Linked DNA regions of Homo sapiens: region 1 is linked to region 2. The links are chromatin loops, found by intact Hi-C in ENCODE. Cell type or tissue: Caco-2. All regions are shown on one strand. Region 1 has its middle 4.1 kb from the start of GIP. Region 2 holds the start of UBE2Z (ubiquitin conjugating enzyme E2 Z).

Region 1 (2,500 bases), 64 kb before region 2:
TCTGGAAACTGCTCCATCCTTCATGCCCCCACACAAGGAAAAGGAAGAGAAAACCCTCCCTTCTCACCACTGTCTTCCTTTCTCTGGGATGTACCCCTAGCAGAAAAACAGAGGAGCTCAGGAATTCTGCTCTTTCAGGGAGGCCCAGCCCTTTTCTTTTTCTTTTTCTTTTTTTCTTTTTTCTTTTTAGACAGAGTCTCGTTCTGTTGCCCAGGCTGGAGTGAAGTGGCGTGATCTCAGCTCACCACAACCTCCACCTCCCGGATGCAAGTGATTCTCCGGCCTCAGCCTCCCAAGTAGCTGGGACTACAGGCGTGCACCACCATGCCCAGCTAATTTTTTGAATTTTTACTAGAGACAGGGTTTCACTATGTTGGCCAGGCTGGTCTCAAACTCCTGACCTCGTGATCCGGCCGCCTTGGCCTCCCAAAGTGCTGGGATTACAGGCGTGAGCCATCGTGCCTGGCCCCCTTTGGCCTTTTATCCTAAATACACAATCAATTTTTTCCCTCCAGCAGGACTCCTTGGAAGTGAGGACCTTGTAGCCATCTTCTCCCATTCCAACTCTTCACTGCAGCCCTCCTCCCACGGATTAGGCAGCAACTACTAAGAGCTTGAGCTCTTTTCCCGACAAACAAAAGCCTTTGAAAACAGCAAGAGGGATTGGGGTTAGAACTGGGAGAGGACTTCCAAACTGCTTCAAACTGCTTGTAGCAGATGGCCATAAAGGCTATAGATAGCATATTCTTTTTTTTTTTTTTTTTTTTTTTTTTTTTTTGAGACGTACTTTCACTCTGTCATCCAGGCTGGAGGGCAGTGGCACGATCTCGGCTCACTGCAACCTCCTCTGCCCACTGGGTTCAAGTGATTCTCCTGTCTCAGCCTCCCAAGCAGCTGGGATTACAGGCGCCTGCCACCATACCTAGCTAATTTTTGTATTTTTAGTGGAGATGGTATTTCACCATGTTGGCTGGGCTGGTCTCAAATTCATGACCTCAAGTGATCCGTTCGCCCAGGCCTCCCAAAGTGCTGGGATTACAGGCGGGAACCACTGTGCCCGGCCATATATTCTTCTTGAAGACCCCTCTGGAAAGTATCTATCAGGACCTAAGGGAAATGCTGTCGGCAAAAATGTTTGGGAGCATGACTGTGTGTGTGATGTGACTGTGGGGAAAAGCTGGAGATAGTCCCTCTAAGCATCAGGATAGACCGGAGGACTTGGCAAAGTTGTTGGGCATCAAGTCACCTCTTGTTTCCTCCTCTGCCTAAGAAGAAATCTGTTGACTGGTGTGAGAGAAGCCAGAGAGGGAAGTCGGCTTTCTCAGTCAGCTGTGAGTTTGAAGACTAAGTGAACTTCAAAAGCAGGGTCCACGGCGGGGAGGCAGCAGCCAGCCCTCTGAGTCACCCTGACCTGGCTGCAGAGCTGGGCCAGAATGTCTGCGCCAGCGAGGGGGATGGGGATGGTGGTGGGGGTGGCGGTGAGTCACCAGTGGGGACTGGAAGAGCAAGCAAACCCCAGATGCTCTTCTGCTGTTACAGTTCTCATTCCTGAGGGCCCAGTCAGAACCCAGGAAGGGCTGGGAAATGGGACCCAGGGTTCTCTTGCGATGGCACTGCCCATCACCCCTTCTCTGAATCTCACTCCCCTGATTACCTAACTCCTGTAACACCTCAGAAACCCCCCAACCCAACCCAACACACTCTTTCTTTTTTTTGGCGGGGGATGGAGTCTCGCTCTGTCTCCCAGGCTGGAGTGCAGTGGAGTGATCTCAGCTCACTGCGACTTCTGCCTCCTGGGTTCAAGTGATTCTTCTGCCTCAGCCTCCCAAGTAGTGGGGACTATCGGCACTTATTGGCCAGGCTGGTCTCAAACTCCTGACCTTGTGATCTGCCCTCCTCGGCCTCCCAAAGTGCTGGGATTACAGGCGTGAGCCACTGTGCCGGGCCCCCACACACTCTTTCAACTTGTGTGGGTGTTGGGCTAGTTGGGGTGTCCTCCTGACCCCCATCCCCTGTGTCCTCTCTGACCCCTCACATGCTAGCAATTCTCCATAGTGAAATGGGAAGAGGGAGGCTCTGCTAATTCCAGAGCCTCCTCCTCCCCACCCCCAACCCCAAACCTGCACAGAACTCTGCACACCAGGGCGCTTCTCCTTATGGTGTGGACAGGCTGGCTTAACTGCCAGTTGGATTTATTAAATGATTTTGATCAAGTCCAGCAGGCTCTTCCAATCCTCAGAAACTTCCCAGGGTCATCTTTTCAATTTCCTGCCTCCCAATATGCCTTTTGGGGGAGCTGTGGAACCCCCTAGGAGTTTGGCTTCATCTCTGATCTCCCCTGGCCCTCCTCGCATATTCTGCTGCTTCTGGGGAGTGTGGAACTTGCAGACTTGAGCAGGAGCTCTAGGCTTGGGGGCCCTCCCCACATTCCCTGTTCCTGCCTGCCCTGCTCTTCCCTGCCTACAGGGTCCAGGACATATTCTCTCTTGTCTGTGCACTG
Region 2 (2,500 bases):
GGGGAATTGGGGGGAGGTAGCCTGTGTTTCTGGAAGAGGCGTAAGAGTGGACAGCTTTGGGACACTGGAAAAGGGGTTCAAGGAAAGATTGGGGCGAGGGAAGCGATCTAGACCTGGGAAAAGACTGTGTGGAGGGAATCTGAGAAAAACGGAGGATAAAAAGAAAGGTTGGCTCGAGTCAGAGGCATGGCAAAGGAAGCTGAGTTCGTCTGTGTTAGGAACGGGGCTCCAGAGGAGAAGAGAGGGGACCGATGGGTGGGGCCTGCGGGCAGCATCTAGCAAGGTTGGGGTGGGGAAGGGGAAATAGGGGCGGCGCCGAAGGCGGGAGGGGGCGTTACTGAAGCGCTAAAGGGTCGGGTTTCCACCCGGAGGTGGGAGGTGTGGGGGAGGGTGGCCGGAATGGAGACGGAGGGCTCACGGGAGGTTGTCGAGGGGCGGGGTCGGATCTGGGCACACGAGGCGGGGGTTGGTGCTTGCGGGTCTGAGGGTGGGGGGAGAAGGGAGTTGGATCCCGACGCCCGGAGCTGGCAAGATTTGGGCCGTGGAGGTGGGCCGCCGCGAGGGCAGCGCAGTGGGTGGGGGGTGAGTTGTAGTGGGAGAGGGTGGGGGGCGGGGAAGGTCGAGCCCCGGAGCTCGGGGCTGGGGGAGGAAAAACCCCGGCTCACCGCTTGATCCGGAGTAGACACTGCGGCGCGGTGCGCTCGCCGTCCCAGTCGGAGCTGAGCGTGGGGTCCCAGTGGCTAAGCAGCGCGGCCCCGTGGGCAGCGGCTGAGGGCGGGAGCCCGGGCAGCGGAGCCAGGCCGCTCCCCGGGCCCCCGGCCCCGCCCGCTGCCGCCGCCGCCGCCCACACATCCGGCAGGAAAGGCGGCCCGAACCCGCCGCCGCTGCCGCTAACGCCAACAACACCAGCAACGCTGCTCGCCCCGGGGCCCGCCGCCCCGGCGCCCGCCGTTGCCGCCTCCTCAGTCGGACTCTCCGCCATCGCTGCTTCGCTTCCGGGACTACTCGGCAGCACGTCCGCCGACCAGAGCGGCCGCTGCTCCCGCCCGCTCCCGCACCACCGAGAACCGGGCCAGAGTGTCCCCACCCCCTCCGCTTCCACAGCCCAGACGGTGCTGGCTCCGCCCACCCCCGCCCCAACCAGCGAGAGGCGCTCTGCAAGAGCGTCCACCTACGGTCCTCCAGGACGGGAGGGGTGGGAACTAGCAGGCCGTGATGGTTCTGGGCTCGTGTGGGTCCTGCGCTGTGCGGAAGTAGCGGAGAGCCCAATTCAAGTGTTGAAAGGGGAGAAGAGAGGAGGGAGTGGGGGAGGAAGGGCCATATCATTCCCGTTAATGGCGGCGACCCTCAGACGTCTGCATGGTTAGGATTGGGGATCCAGCATCCTCATGGGAAGCTCAGTAGAGAAGTTGACTCGCTTTGGGCCCCTTCTCTCGGAAAGGCTCTGCGATTGATCCCTCCTGCACACTTGTGCACCTAGGGCAGGGTACCATTGCCCTTGCCTGCAACAGGACCAAGAGAGAACTCAACTTGGAATGAAAAGCTACCTCTTTTAGAGTTTATTCAACATATATTTATGAAGGGCCTACTAAATGCCAGTCACTGTTGCTAGTTGTTGCCATGGGGATAATGAAACAGAACTAGAGAAGCTTGGTGAAAGGAAGAAACATCAGGCCTCCTGACTCCAAGCTTAGTACTTTTTCTTCCCACAAATCTTGGAATATACAGGAATCGAGGTACTGTGAGTGTAAACCCTGAGGATTCTTTGGGTCTTTCCTAAAATGTTTAAAGTGAAAAATAATCTGCCAGGCTCGGTGGCTCACGCCTGTAATCCCAGCACTTTGGGAGGCCGAGGTGGGCGAATCACGAGGTTAGGAGTTCGAGACCAGCCTAACATGGTGAAACCCCGCCTCTATTAAAAATACAAAAATTAGCCGGGCGTGGTGGCGTGCACCTGTAGTCCCAGCTACTCAGGAGGCTTAGGCAGGTGGATCACTTGAACCCGGGAGGCGGAGTTTGCAGTGAGTTGAGATCACGCCACTGCACTCCAGCCTGGGCGACAGAGCCAGACTCCGTCTCAAAAAAAAAAAAAAAAATTCCTATGGACTAAGAATGACAGGGGCCTTCCTAAAAAACTGTTTTTCCTTGCCGGGCGCGGTGGCTCATGCCTGTAATCCCAGCACTTTGGGAGGCTGAGGCGGGCGGATCACTAGGTCAGGAGATCAAGACCATCCTGGCTAACACTGTGAAACCCCGTCTCTACTAAAAATACAAAAAATTAGCCGGGCGTGGTGGCGGGCGCCTGTAGTCCCAGCTACTCGGAAGGCTGAGGCAGGAGAATGGCGTGAACCCGGGAGGCGGAGCTTGCAGTGGGCGGAGATCGTGCCACTGCACTCCAGCCTGGGCGACAGAGCAAGACTCCGTCTCAAAACAAAAACAAAAACTTTTTTCCCTAGCAAAAATATAGGATCAATATTAACTGGAAACCAGTGGGGCCAGA

Evidence for each region. Peaks named below come from ENCODE experiments on the same cell type or tissue, not always from the same donor. Only the 100,000 strongest peaks of a DNase experiment are listed, where the experiment ranks them.
Region 1: a loop joins it to region 2, with 4 times the contacts of the local background. A loop is called at or near these places in 3 of 110 quality-filtered maps.

What each region holds. Positions count from the first base shown.
Region 1 is chr17:48,971,470-48,973,969 of GRCh38, reverse strand. No RefSeq gene overlaps it. Among named protein-coding and RNA genes, the nearest start is that of GIP, 4.1 kb to the right of the region's middle. In Caco-2, no CTCF peak of the experiment used is centred here; DNase peaks (open chromatin) are centred at 539, 1,449 and 2,109.
Region 2 is chr17:48,906,986-48,909,485 of GRCh38, reverse strand. UBE2Z (ubiquitin conjugating enzyme E2 Z) reads right to left here and starts at 1,079. Exons shown (of 7, transcript NM_023079.5): 1 at 666-1,079. The coding sequence starts at 982. LOC105371814 (a long non-coding RNA gene) reads left to right here and starts at 503. Exons shown (of 4, transcript NR_135674.1): 1 at 503-547. RefSeq lists silencers at 291-420, 691-940. In Caco-2, no CTCF peak of the experiment used is centred here; DNase peaks (open chromatin) are centred at 335 and 1,115; H3K4me3 peaks cover 1,900 bases.